2 separate regions of the Homo sapiens genome follow, and region 1 is linked to region 2. The links are chromatin contacts, found by Hi-C or POLR2A ChIA-PET in ENCODE. All regions are on one chromosome and are shown on one strand. Each heading gives the region's core, a stretch centred on a gene start or an enhancer-like site at or near the end of the contact. The rest is flanking DNA. Distances are from core to core; before and after follow the strand shown. Region 1 holds the start of NTAN1 (N-terminal asparagine amidase). Region 2 overlaps PDXDC1 (pyridoxal dependent decarboxylase domain containing 1).

What was found. Hi-C counts contacts between places; a loop is a spot of excess contacts on that map. ChIA-PET counts read pairs that join two places held with the same protein, here RNA polymerase II (POLR2A). Pooled maps may share reads with other maps.
Region 1: a loop to region 2 is called in a map of CD8-positive, alpha-beta T cell, with 8 times the contacts of the local background. The contact joins the promoter of NTAN1 here to the enhancer-like site in region 2. A Hi-C loop is called at or near these places in 3 of 168 maps with a recorded cell type or tissue (CD4-positive, alpha-beta memory T cell, CD8-positive, alpha-beta T cell and naive thymus-derived CD4-positive, alpha-beta T cell), 1 of 37 single-sample maps with no recorded cell type and 12 of 50 pooled maps. POLR2A ChIA-PET finds 5 or more read pairs at or near these places in 2 of 52 experiments (A673 and AG04449).

Annotation. Positions count from the first base shown.
Region 1 is chr16:15,052,661-15,059,205 of GRCh38, forward strand. NTAN1 (N-terminal asparagine amidase) reads right to left here and starts at 3,414. Exons shown (of 10, transcript NM_173474.4): 1 at 3,231-3,414. The coding sequence starts at 3,311. It also overlaps a transcript of PDXDC1 not described here. RefSeq lists a silencer at 2,785-2,969.
Region 2 is chr16:15,010,339-15,016,886 of GRCh38, forward strand. It overlaps PDXDC1 (pyridoxal dependent decarboxylase domain containing 1), which reads left to right. Exons shown (of 23, transcript NM_015027.4): 9 at 5,791-5,875. MIR1972-1 (microRNA 1972-1) reads right to left here and starts at 59; the gene lies at 1-59. RefSeq lists a silencer at 2,672-2,777 and enhancers at 5,568-6,069, 6,070-6,548. Within about 2 kb of position 3,838, at least 15 of the 41 ENCODE cell types and tissues checked have a DNase peak (open chromatin) inside an H3K27ac peak, as active enhancers do; they include A673 and CD8-positive, alpha-beta T cell, where a contact is called at or near this core.

The DNA.
Region 1 (6,545 bases), core at 2,164-4,663, 42 kb after region 2:
CCATCTCTACTAAAAATACAAAAATTAGCCGGGCATGGTGGCAGATGTCTGATACTCAGGAGGCTGTGGCAGGAGAATCACTTGAACCTGGGAGGCAGAGGTTGTAGTGAGCCAAGATCGTGCCATTGCACTCCAGCCTGGGTGACAGAGCAAGGCTCTGTCTCTCAAAAAAAAAATAAATAAATAAATAATAAAAGCAGGAACTAAGCTACGCTGCGAGCATCTTGTAGACTCTGTGGAACCGTATTACCCAAGATGTTGCAGGACTGGTTACCGAGTACCCAGTGACTGGTTAAGAGTGACTAAGGGAGGGCTCTAAACAGCTCTGGCCAAAGGAACTTCATGCTGGGATGGCCACCGTCTATATTCACACTGTCTCATTAGTAGCCATGCTGTCTGCTCGGCACTTGAAATGTGGCTACTGCAACTGAGGAACTGAGTTTCAATTTTATCTAATTTTAATTGATTTTTAAGTTAAATCCTAAGTAACCAGATGGCTCGTGGCTACTGTACTGAATAGCGCAGCTCCAGAGTCAAGGGCAGGCTGCCAGGGTTCCAATCCTGGCTTCACCACTCCCAGGATGTGGGGCCTGGGGCCAGTTTCCCAGCCTCTCTGTGCCCCACAGTCCTCATCTGTAAAATGGGAATAGCAGTAACTCTTGCTGTGGTGCTTGGCAGCTTCCACTGTATGACTTATTGTTATTATTTGCTAGTCATAGCTACACACAGGCTTCTAACTGTTGGTACTCCATACTCAGAACACATCGTTACATGAAAAAGACACATTATAAAACAACATATAGTAAGCTATCATTTTTTTAAAAAAAGTAAATTATATACAAAGAAAAACCTTCATTAGGACTTTCACCAAACTAAAGAATGGTTGTAGTCATACTTTTTTTTCTGTATTATTATATTTTGCTTTCCTACAAAGAGGACACCCTGTTTTATTATATAAAAATAATCCAGGCCAGGTGGAGTGGCTCACACCGGTAATCCCAGCACTTTGGGAGGCCGAGACGGGCAGATCACTTGAGGTCAGGAGTTCAAGAACAGCCTGGCCAACATGGTGAAAACCCGTCTCTACTAAAAATAAAAAAATTAGCTGGGTGTGGTGGCATGCACCTGTAATCCCAGCTACTTGGGAGGCTGAGGCAGGAGAATCGCTTGAACCTTGGGAGACAGAGGTTGCAGTGAGCCGAGATTGTGCCACAGCAATCCAGCCTGGGCCACAGAACAAAACTAAGTCTCAAAAAAACCAACCAACCAAACAAACAAACAAAAAACCCAACCTTTAATGTCTCCCTGTTGCTAAGTAGGTGAAAGGTCCATCTAAGCCCCTTGGTCATTTGGTCATCTGGGTACAATCCACCCCTGTAAGGTTACTTTCCATGCTTCCCCTCCTCACCCGGGCTGCTCCGGAGAAACTGGCCAGGACACCCACCCACTGGGCCCTTCCCCTCCTGCCCGCCGCGCCCCAGGCGGCTTGCCCAGCTGCGATGCCCTCACCCTTCTTCTCCTTTTCAAATCTCTCTCGTGCCTGCATCCTTCTTCACTTACACTGCCGCAAATCAAAGTGATCGCCCCCTTCCAAAGTTCCTGTAACACAAACTGGTCCCCAGTACACAGCCTTTCTAGGACATGTCTTCTTAAATAGGCCAAAACCTTCCTTCGAGAGAAGCAGCCCCGGTATGTCACCAAATCTCCCTCCACACTTAAGTGTGCAGCCCGGGACACCCATCTAACTTTCTATCACGGACATTTTCAAACAGACATAAAAGTAGAGCATCCCCTAAATTCTTCAGGCGGCTGAAATTATTTTTCCTTGGTGAGTCCTACTCTTGACTTCGCTAGCTAACAGGACAGTAACACAACGCAAGGATAAAGTGACACGCCACCACGCCTAGCTCGGTGCATGTTGGCTAACAGACGATGGTCGGTCCTGAAATGCAAGCTGAGAATCACACAGAGCTGTCTGCCTTCTCCCCGTCAGTAAGTCCTTGTCACCCTTCAGAACACGTTCAGGGGTCATTTTGTGACCTCATTTATGCAGCAAATCTTTACTGAGCGCCAATTCTATGCCAGGGACCGTCCTACACTCTGAGGATACAAAAGTGAGGACACTACTCTTATCTGCCTTCAGGAGGCTTACATTCTGGCGACAGACCAATAGAGAACAAACAAGCAAACAAAATAATCACAAACTGTACAGCTGTGACAGATGAAACCTCTAAATGCCTTCCCCAACCCAACACACTTGGTCAGGTTCCTGTGCTTCCCATCTCAGAGTGAAAGGGGACGCTTTTTCTTTATGGTACTTAACAGTTTATAGTATCTGAGCCTTCTTCATCAGAAACCATTCTCCCTTCTAGACTATAAACACTCCGAGGGCAGGGACAGTGATCAGTACGTTGCCCAACAGATATTAGGGGCTCGATATTTGACTCTCAAATCAAGGAACTGATTGATTCCCCTTTAACAGGATCTATGGCAAATAGGACGTCTGCCCCCGCCGCCACGCCCCGCTCTTTTTAAAACCTGAGAACCCCCTTGCCAACAGTCCCTGCATAAGCGTGGACAAGAGTTCAGAGATCTATTTGAGCACAAAAGCAGAAAAAACAAAAACAAAACCCGTGCATCAGGGCGTGGTCCTATGGCCCAGCTGCGGAAAGCAGGGCTCTCTCTCCCGGCTAAAAATAACTCGGCGCCCTACGCCCCGGGGGTAGGGGAGAGAGAGGAGGAAGGACTGGGGGTCCCCGCCAAGATCCCCCAGGCCAAACGCTCTCCGAAGCCCACCCTGGAATAACCTCCTGCTTCACGGGGACGCAAGGACGAAGCAACGTTCACCGCAGGCTGCGGGTCCCCGAAGGCGGGCGGCCGGATTTGCCTAAACGGACCCAGCCCTATGGGGGCTGCAGCCGCCCCGTCGGGGAATGGGGGTCCCGGCGTGTCCCCGAGCCGCAGTGCTGTGCGACCTTGGGCAAGTCACCTAACCTCTCTGGGCCCCCGTCCCCTCCCTTGTCAGAGAGTGGCCTCCGGGGCAGCCCGCTGAAGTCTAAAGAAGGCAAAAACTCCCCGACCCCTCAAGGGGAAGACGCGAGCCGACGGCCGGGGCTCCGGATGTGCCAACAGCGCCAAGTTTCAAGTCTGTGTCGCGTGAGGGGGGCGCTAGCCCGCCCTGCAGCTTCCCCTCGGGCCCGCCCCGAAGCCCCGCGCCGCGCCCCACTCACCTCCAAAGGCGGGTGGGCTCGGACGAGGTCCCCGGCTGACTGCGGCAGCCGCACTCGCCGCCCCTCGACGAGCAGCGGCATCGCGGAGGCGGCCGCCCAGGCAGGCCCAGGGAGGCGGCGGCCCCCCGCTTTGCAGCCCCGGGCCGCCCGCCGCCCCCGCCCCTCGGGCCGCGCGTCCCGCCTCGTCCTGCCCCGCCCCACCGCGGGCGCTGCCGGGAAGTGGAGTCCAGGCGGAGGCGGTGCCGGCCGAAGAGACTGGAGAAATCCAGGACATGGCCGCAAGGCCTCACGGGAAATGTAGTCCAAAGCCAGGAAGTGGCCCTGGAAGCAGCGCGCGGCCCGCCTCCTCCGCAAGGGGCGCTGGGAAGTGTAGTCCCAAAAGCGTGGGAGTGAAGGAGCGGGGAAAGGAGAGCTGCCAGGGAGCAGCTGCACCAGCCAAGAGAGCCTCCGGGCGAGTTCCTGGGGCGGGTTCTGGCTCCGACTGCTGCGCTTTAGGTCATTGCTCCACGCTTCCCAGGTGTGTGACCTTCCACAAGCTTGAGTTTGGGACCCTGCTGTGCAGCTCCGTAGGATTGCATTCAATGAGTAATAATAAACCTAATCAGGCGGGCACGGTGGCTCACGCCTGTAATCCCAGCACTTTGGGGGGCCGAGGCAGGAGGATCGCTTGAGGCCAGGAGTTCGAGACCAGCCTGGGCAACATAGTGAGACCCACCCTCCCCCATACCCTCGTCTCTGCCAAAAATTTAAAAATTAACTGGGCACGGTGGCATGCACCTGTGATCCCAGCCACTCTGTAGGCTGAGGCGGGAGGATCTCTTGACCCCAGGAGTGGGAGGCTGCAATGAGCTATGTTTGGGCACTGCAGAGGGACACTCTGTTTCTGAAAATAATAAAAATAAATGTAAACGGTCTTAAACTGAGAAAATAGATCCTGAACTGTGCTAGCCCCACGTACTAAAGAGATCATCGATTAACACGTCGTGATTGGAATGCAATAGGCCACTCACAGGTGGGCTGGGAACCGTGGGGGAAGGATTTGCGGATACTGACTGCAGAGCCCCTAATCTGAGGACAGGTCCCCAAGGTGAGAGGCGTCTCACCGTGGAGCTCTCTTCTAAAACTTGGAAATATTGCTCAAATTCATCCAACTCTGCAGCACATTAACAAAAAGTAATTTTACAAAAGATACAGAGGAGCCACATGATACAGCAGAAACTTTATTAGAATTTTATCATCTGTATTCATCGTCTTCTTTCATAAATCTCCCCCTCAGCTTACACACCCCGTTCAACAAAAATACCAGGAAATTTACTAAAGAAATGACTGTAGAAGATGGTGTTCCCATCGCCAGGTTACCCAACTTCTCACCCAAAATAACTCTATTTCTAGCTACCAGGAAATTATTTCTCTGTATTATTACACCTACATTTCTCATTTGTCCTTACAAATGTAGGAGCTACTATCAACACCTCATTTGTCATTTGTCCTCACAAATGTAGGAGCTACTATCAACACCTCCGTTATAACAGATACAGTAACTTGCTCAAAGTGGTAGAAATAAGTAGTAGAACGAAGACTGAACCTAGCTTTGCATGATTCCAAAGGCAGTGCTCTCCATCACTATAAGATGCTCCTAGACTGTACTGTAAACAACTCATTCTAATGCAGGTGACATTAAGTAAGTCCCAACTAGGAAGCTCGGAGCTAAAAACAGGGTTTGAAACCAGGGTGATCAATGACCAGCAGGCTGGCCTGGAGCAAGTTACTTAACTTCCCTGAACTGGTTTTGTAGAATAGCATGTTTGTTTCACCTGGTACATACTAAACACTAAAGATAGCTATTATTGGAATTGCAGAGCAAAGAGTAGTCAATCAAAGTGAGGCATTTGGAAGTGCAAAGGTGAAGAACAAGGTTCTGTGGGTTCTGCCTGGGGCTGGTGCAGTTTGCCTAACTGGTTTTTCACTTTTGGGTGATCTTTTTTCAAGTAATCTCAGGTTATCAATCTCCTAGGCTGAGTACTGTGTTAAAGGACTAAATGAGCCAGATAACAAGCAGGAAACCACTCCCCTACCTCTCTTCCCACCCAGCTCCACAAATTTTGGTCTACAGGCAATGAGGAAGCAATAGCAGGTGTGTGGCCAGCACTGCGGCTCATGCCTGTAACCCCAGCACTTTGAAAGGCCGAAGGAGGACTCACTTGAGCCCAGAAGTTCGAGACGAGCCTGGACAACACAGGGATCCCTGCTTCTCCAACAAATACAAAAATTAGCTGGGCATGGTGGCAGGCCTGTAGTCCCAGCTACTCGGGAGGATCAATCAAGCCCTAGAGGTCAAGGCTGCAATGAGGCACGACTGTGCCACTGCACTCCTGCCTGGGTGATTACAGCAAGACCGTCTCAAAAAAAAAAGAAAAAGAAAAAGAAAGCACTAATTACAATGTTGGAAAGCCTGTTTCTTTAAGATAGGAAACCAACCTGCCTCACAAGATGGCTGATGGCAAAGTTCAAAGAATATATACAGGGAAATATTTTTTAAATTACACTTTTTTGAGGCCAGACATGGTGGCTCACGCCTGTAATCCCAGCACTTTGGGAGGCCGAGGCGGACAGATTGCTTGAGGTTAGGAGTTCAAGACCAGCCTGGCCAACATAGTGAAACTCCATCTCTACTAAAAATACAAAAATTAGCCAGGCATGGTGGTGCGTACCTGTAGTCCCAGCTACTCAGGAGACTGAGGTGGGCGGATCACTTGAGCCCAGGAGGCGGAGGTTGCAGTTGTTGAGCTGTGATTGCACCACTGCACTCCAGCCTGGGTGACAGAGTGAGACTCTTGTCTCAAAAAAAAGAATGATGAACATTATACAGAACCTTAGTAAATATTTAGTGAAAGGATCCCAATTTGTGTTTCAAATTTTTTAATGTAGAGATGGGGGTCTCACTATGTTGCCCCAGCTGATCTCAAACTCCTGGCTTCAAGAGATCCTTTTGCTGGCCTCCCCAAGTGCTCAGATTACAGGCATGAGCTACCACACCTGGCCCCAAATTATTAGATACATTATAAATCCTACTCAACCATCCAGAGTCAGACTGAAACACACAAAAGCATTTGATGGAAGAAAACATGGTGGAGCTTTGGATGTTCAATTAGTTGAAACAAGAAAAGTATGCAGTTGTACACCAATGAACAGTTCTCAAGGCAGCCTGCACCTTCGAATCACCAGGGGGCTTTAAAAACCATCCATGTCCAGACCCCTCTTCTGGAGACTGATTCAATCAAAGGTTGAGTTGGTGTGTGACGTGAGCCTGGGCAT
Region 2 (6,548 bases), core at 2,588-5,087:
TGCCTGGCCTGAATTTTTAAATGACACATTTAAGCCAGGTGTGGTGGCACATGCCTATAGTCCCTCTACTCAGGAGACAAGCAAGATGTTGGCTTAAGCTCAGAAGTTCAATACCAGTCTGGGTAACATAGCAAGACCCCATCTCAATAAATAAATAAAAATAATTGTACTGACGTTGTAAGATTGTTGTAAAAATTAAACAAGAAAATTCATAAGATGTCACACTTAAATATCTACCTTATAGGCGGCAGAGCAACTACCACTTGCTGCTCCATTTATCTCATTCAGCATCATACTTGAAATCTAAGACAGTGCAATAAGGCAAAAAAAATAACTGACAGATTAGAAAGGAAGAAATAAAACTTTGTTTGCAGGCATGATTGTATAGATAGAAAACTAAAGAAAAGCTACTGGAACTAATGATCAAATCTAAACCATTTTCTGGATTTTTACATACTAGCAAAGAAGAATTGGAAATTGAATTTTAAATGTCATTTATAATAGGATCAAAAAAGATGAAAAATTTATGGATAAATTTAACAAAATATATGCAAGATCTGTACATTGAGAACTAAGAATGTTACTGAGAGAAATTCAAGAAGACCCAAGAACGATATGCCATACACACGGGTTGGAAGACTAAGTATTAAGTCAGTTCTTCCCAAACTAATCTGTAGATTCAACTTGATCCATCTTAAAATCTCAGCAGGCTACAATTTCTTAATAGAACTTGATGAGCTAATTCTAAAGTTTATATAGAAATACAAGGGATCTAGGAACAGCCCAAGGGATTTTGAAAAAGAACAAAATTGGAAGACTTACCTTGTCATACTTCAAGACTTCTGTAAAGTAGCAAGTAAGACTGTGTGAGATTAACCAAAGAAAATAGAGAATTCAGAAATAGACTCATGTGAAGTATATGGACACTTCAGGTTTTTACAGATGCCTGAGTAATTCGAGGGAGAAAGGACCATCTTTTTCCATCAGTGGTCTTAGAGCTTGGATATCCATATGGAAAAAAACTGAATCTTAACCCTTATCTTATTCTCTGTATATATAAATATTAACTATAAATGGTTCATCAACCTAAGCATAGATCTAAGACAATAAAATGTCTCAAAGAAAATACAGGAGATCTTTGTGACCTTAGGTTACATTTCTTAGGATACAAAATATGTGAACCATAAATTGTACTTTATCAAAAATTAAAAGCATTAGCTGTTTGAAAGCCCCTATTAAGAAGATGAAAGGCAAGTTACAGACTGGGAGAAATATTTGCAAAACATTTTTTTCTTTTTTTTTTTTTTTTTTTGTCTTTTTCTATTTTTATTTTTTATGTTTTTGAGATGGAGTTTTGCTGTGCTGCCCAGGCTGGAGTGCAGTGGTGCGACCTTGGCTCACTGCAACCTCCGCCTCCCAGGTTCAAGCGATTCGCCTGCCTCAGCCTCCCGAGTAGCTGGGATTACAGGCGCACGCCACCGTGCCGGGCTAATTTTTGTATTTTTAGTAGAGACGAGATTTCGCCATGTTGGCCAGGCTGGTCTCAAACTCCTGACCTCAGGTGGTCCACCTGCCTTGGCCTCCCAAAGTGATGGGATTACAGGCGTGAGCCGCCACACTCAGCCAGCCACTGTCCCAGTCCTGTCTTCTTTTAAAATTTCTTTTTCATTCTTTTCCCCAGAAGCTACAAAACATTTGTTTGACAAAGAACTTGTATCTAAAATATATAAAGAACTGTTACAACTCAATAAGGACACAAGCAATACAATTTTTTTTTTTTTTGGAGATGGAGTCTCATTCTGTTGCCCAGACTAGAGTGCAGTGGTGCGATCTTGGCTCACTGCAACCTCTGCCTCCCGGGTTCCAGTGATTCTTCTGCCTTAGCCTCCCGAGTACCTGGGATTACAGGCATGTGCCACCACACCTAGCTAGTTTTTTGTATTTTTAGTGGAGATGGAGTTTCACCGTGTTGGCCAGGCTGGTCTTGAACTCCTGACCTTAGGTGATCTGCCTGCCTTGGCCTCCCAAAGTGCTGGGATTACAGGTGTGAGCCACTGTGCCCGGCCCACAATACAATTTTTTAAATGAACAACAGATTTGAGCAGATACTTCATCAAAGAAAATGAAAATGTATAGCACTTGAAAAGATGTTTAACATCATTAGTCATTAGTGAAATGCAAATTAAGATCACCATGAGACATTACTACATGTCTGTTAGAATGGAGAAATTACAGGTGGCTCACACTTGTAATCCCAACACTTGGGAAGGCTGAGACTGCGAGATCAATTGCCCTCAGGTGTTCGAGACCAGCCTGGGCAACATGGCGAAACCCCTAGGAAATCTCTACAAAAAATACTAAACATTAGCCAGGTGTGGTGGTGTGTACCTGTAGTCCCAGCTACTCCAGAGGCTTTGGTGGGAGGTTGGCTTGAACCCAGGAGAGAGAGGTTGCAGTGAGCCAAGATTGTGCTACCATACCCCAGCCTGGGTGACAGAGCCAGATCCTTTCTTAAAAAAAAAAAAAAAAAATTCTTTAAAATATAATGTCAGGCCAGGCACAGTGACTCAAGCCTGTAATCCCAGCACTTTGGGAGGCCGAGGCGGGCAGATTACGAGGTCAGGAGATCAAGACATCCTGGCTAACATGGTGAAACCCCGTTTCCACTAAAAATACAAAAAAATAGCTGGGTGTGGTGGTGGGCACCTGTAGTCCTAGCTACTTGGGAGGCCGAGGCAGGAGAATGGCATGAACTCGGGAGGCAGAGGTTGCAGTGAGGTGAGATCGCACCACTGCACTCCAGCCTTGGTGACAGAGTGAGACTCTGTTTCTGTAAAAAATAAATAAGTAAATAAATAAAACTTGCCAGGTGTGGTGGTGGGCACCTGTAGTCCCAGCTACTTGAGAGGCTGAGGCAGGAGAATGGCTTGAACCCGGGAGGCGGAGCTTGCAATGAGCCGAGATTGTGCTACTGCACTTCAGCCTGGGCGACAGAGTGAGACCCTATCTCAAAAAAAAAAGAAAAAAAAAAAAAAAGGCAAAAAACTACAGTGACAGAAGCAGATCAGGATTTTCCAGGGCCAGTGAGGAGTCAGGGAAAGGGTAATTATATTGGGGTTGATGGGATTTGGGGGTTGATGGAAGTATTCTGAATCTTGATTGTGTTGATGGTTACATGCTCTATATATTTGTCAAAACTCATTGGACCGTATACTTACATGAGTGAGTTTTGTTGCATGTAAATCATACTACAATAGGCCGAGCATGAGAGCTCATGCCTGTAGTCCCAGCACTTTGGGAGGCTGAGGCAGGCAGATCACAAGGTCAGGAGTTCAAGACCAGCCTGACCAATGTGGTAAAACCCCATCTCTACTAAAAATGCAAAAATTAGCCAGGTGTGGTGGTGTGCACCTGTAGTCCCAGCTACTTGGGAGGCTGAGGCAGGAAAATCGCTTGAACCTGGGAGGTGGAGGTTGCAGTGAGCCAAGATCGCACCACCGCACTGTAGCCTGGGCGACAGAAAGGGTCTCTGTCTCAAAAAAAAAAAAAAAAAAAAAAATCATACTACAATAAAACTGCTTATTTAGGCCGGGTGCGGTGGCTCATGCATGTAATTCCAGCACTTTGAGAGGCCAAGGCGGGAAGATCACCTGAGGTCAGGAGTTCAAGACCAGCCTGGCCAAAATGGCGAAACCCTGTCTCTACTAAAAATATAAAAATTAGCTGGTTGTGGTGGCAGGCACCTGTAATCCCAGCTACTTAGGAGGCCGAGGCAGGAGAATAGCTTGAACCCAGGAGGCTGAGATTGCAGTGAGCCGAGATTGCGCTGCTGCACTCCGGCCTGGGCAACAGGGTGAGACTCTGTCTCAAAAAAAAAAAAAAAAGACAAAATAGAAAAACCACATAAATATTCACTTTATTGCCAACAGGAAAACCATCACTTCCTGCCTTATTGTTTAAAAACACAAATTCACCCATATTCAATCACATGATAAACTGGAGGGGCTGCAGTTTGCATGTGACTGAGTGACTTGCCAGTGTGATTATGTTGCAGATGTCAGCAGACACATGTCAAGGGTTAGTCACCAGACATTGCCAAGAAATACGAAAAGAGAATCTGCATGCGATCCAGGCACTAACACAGCAGTACGCTTTTATTTTGCTGGAAGAGCCTGTGGCACAGCCCATGCATTGACATTTGATCTTGTTTCAGCTAAACTAAATGTGTCTGTTAAGATTTTTTTTTTTTAATTTGAGGTAGATTTAGGTATGAGGGGAAAAAGTTTTCAGCCCTTTTCCTGGCATAGACCTTACAAAAGAACTACTTTCTTTAGCTGTGTTTGTTGAGGCCGTTGGTGAGTGTTTGAAATCTTTTTAGTTGGCTTACTGCTAACTGGAAATTTAGGACGGTTGGGGGAATGCCTGACTCAACGTTTTAACTAAGCTCTCTCTGAAAAGGGATCTCCCCAGCAAAATCTGTAGTGCAATCAATTACCAAGGGAGCGGCTGAAAGTGCTTAATATGCTTAAGCTGGCTTCAGAATGCATGTTCTGTATTACAAGGAACCTGGGTGGAAACAAAACAAATTCATCTATATGTTTTGTTTGTTTGTTTTTTGAGCTGGAGTCTTGCTTTGTTGCCCAGGCTGGAGTGCAGTGGCACGATCTCGGCTCACTACAAGCTCTGCCTCCCAGGTTCACGCCATTCTCCCGCCTCGGCCCCGCGAGTACCTGGGACTATAGGCGCCCACCACTACACCCGGCTAATTTTGTTTTTGTATTTTTAGTAGAGACGGGATTTCACCGTGTTAGCCAGGATGGTCTCCATCTCCTGACCTTGTGATCCACCCGCCTGGGCCTCCCAGAGTGCTGGGATTACAGATGTGAGCCACTGTGCCCAGCCCACCTATATGATTTTTATAAAGGGCATATCTAAATCAAAATAATCCAGGAAGTGACAATAAAATAAAAAGGTGGAAAAGTTTATCTTGGACAAATGCTGACAAAATGAAAGTACCATAGCCATATTAGTGTGGGATAAAATAGACTTCATATTGATGAAAGATGTAATCTCCTAAAAGAAATAACAGTTATACCTGCTGGGCACGGTGGCTCATGCTTATAATCCCAGCACTTTGGAAGGCCGAGGCAGGTGGATCACGAGGTCAGGAGTTCGAGACCAGCCTGGCCAACGTAGTGAAACCCCGTCTCTACTAAAAATACAAAAAAATTAGCCGGGCGTGGTGGCCACCGCCTGTAATCCCACCTACTTGGGAGGCTGAGGCAAGGAGAATTGCTTGAACCTGGGAGGTGGAGGTTGCAGAGTTGAGATCATGCCACTGCACTCTAGCCTGGGCGACAGTGTGAGACTCCGTCTCAAAAAAAAAAAAAAACAGTTATGAATGCTTGTGAACATAACTTTAAAATATATAAAGGAAAGCTAAAGGAAAAGTCTGATGTAACACAAGTATATATTGACAAACCACAATCTTGGTGGGAGATTTGAATATATTTCTCATGAGTCAGCAGATCAAGTAGATAGAAAATAAGTATATAAAAGAATTCAATGACACAATTAGATACATGTAATAGAGATTACATACTCTTCAAAGCTTGTAATAAGTCAACTCACAAACACTGATTTTAAGTCCTTCCACAAAGAAAATCTCAATAAAATAGGGATATAATAAGTCACTTCCCTCCTAGGGCGATAATGTGTATAAAAGTGTTTAAGGTATAAAGCCTTAGAAAACATTTGTTCCTTTTAATGCCCTGATGTGTTTTATCCTAGGAACGGCAGCAGTAGGACACACAGACAAGATTGGGAGATTGAAAGAACTCTGTGAGCAGTATGGCATATGGCTTCATGTGGAGGGGTAAGCCGGCGGTGAGGCTGGTGGCTCCATTCGGGCCTGCACAGAGTCCTTATGAGGACTGGACATCCAGGCTCTCACTTTGGTGACATTTATCACGAAGGGCTCTTTGGGTCACAGATCACAAAATAACCCAAATTGGCTTAAGCCCAAAGAGATCTTACTGGCTCACATAACTACAAAGAGCAGTGTTATGACTGCCTCAGGCACGACATCAACCAGGATCCAGTGTGTTACTCCCACCTCTGCTCCCCCAGTCACAGGCACTGGGCTTGGTTTCCTCTATCTGTGGACAGATCTTCCTGTTACAGTGCAAAGTAGCTGCAGAAACTCCAGCCTTCTTTCCAGCTTCGTGGTCAGCTGGAAGTCCTAACAGAAGTCTCGTATTGAACCAGCCACTGTGGCCAGGGAGAAGTAATCCTCTGATAGTTGAGGTTCTTTGCTCTCCTCTGGAGCAGATAGTGGTGTCTCCTCCCCACAAAGCTCATGTTCTGCTGGAAGAAATGGAGATGGCGCCCTGGAAGGCTATTGTAGGGCCATTAAGAGAAGCAGGGGGAACGGACGTGGGCAGCCAGAGTAGCCCATATCCACCACATCATACAGGGAGGTTTCTTTTTGATCCCTAAGTAAAGAATGATAACTGGAAAATAAGATCCATGAAAGAGAAGAATACTCC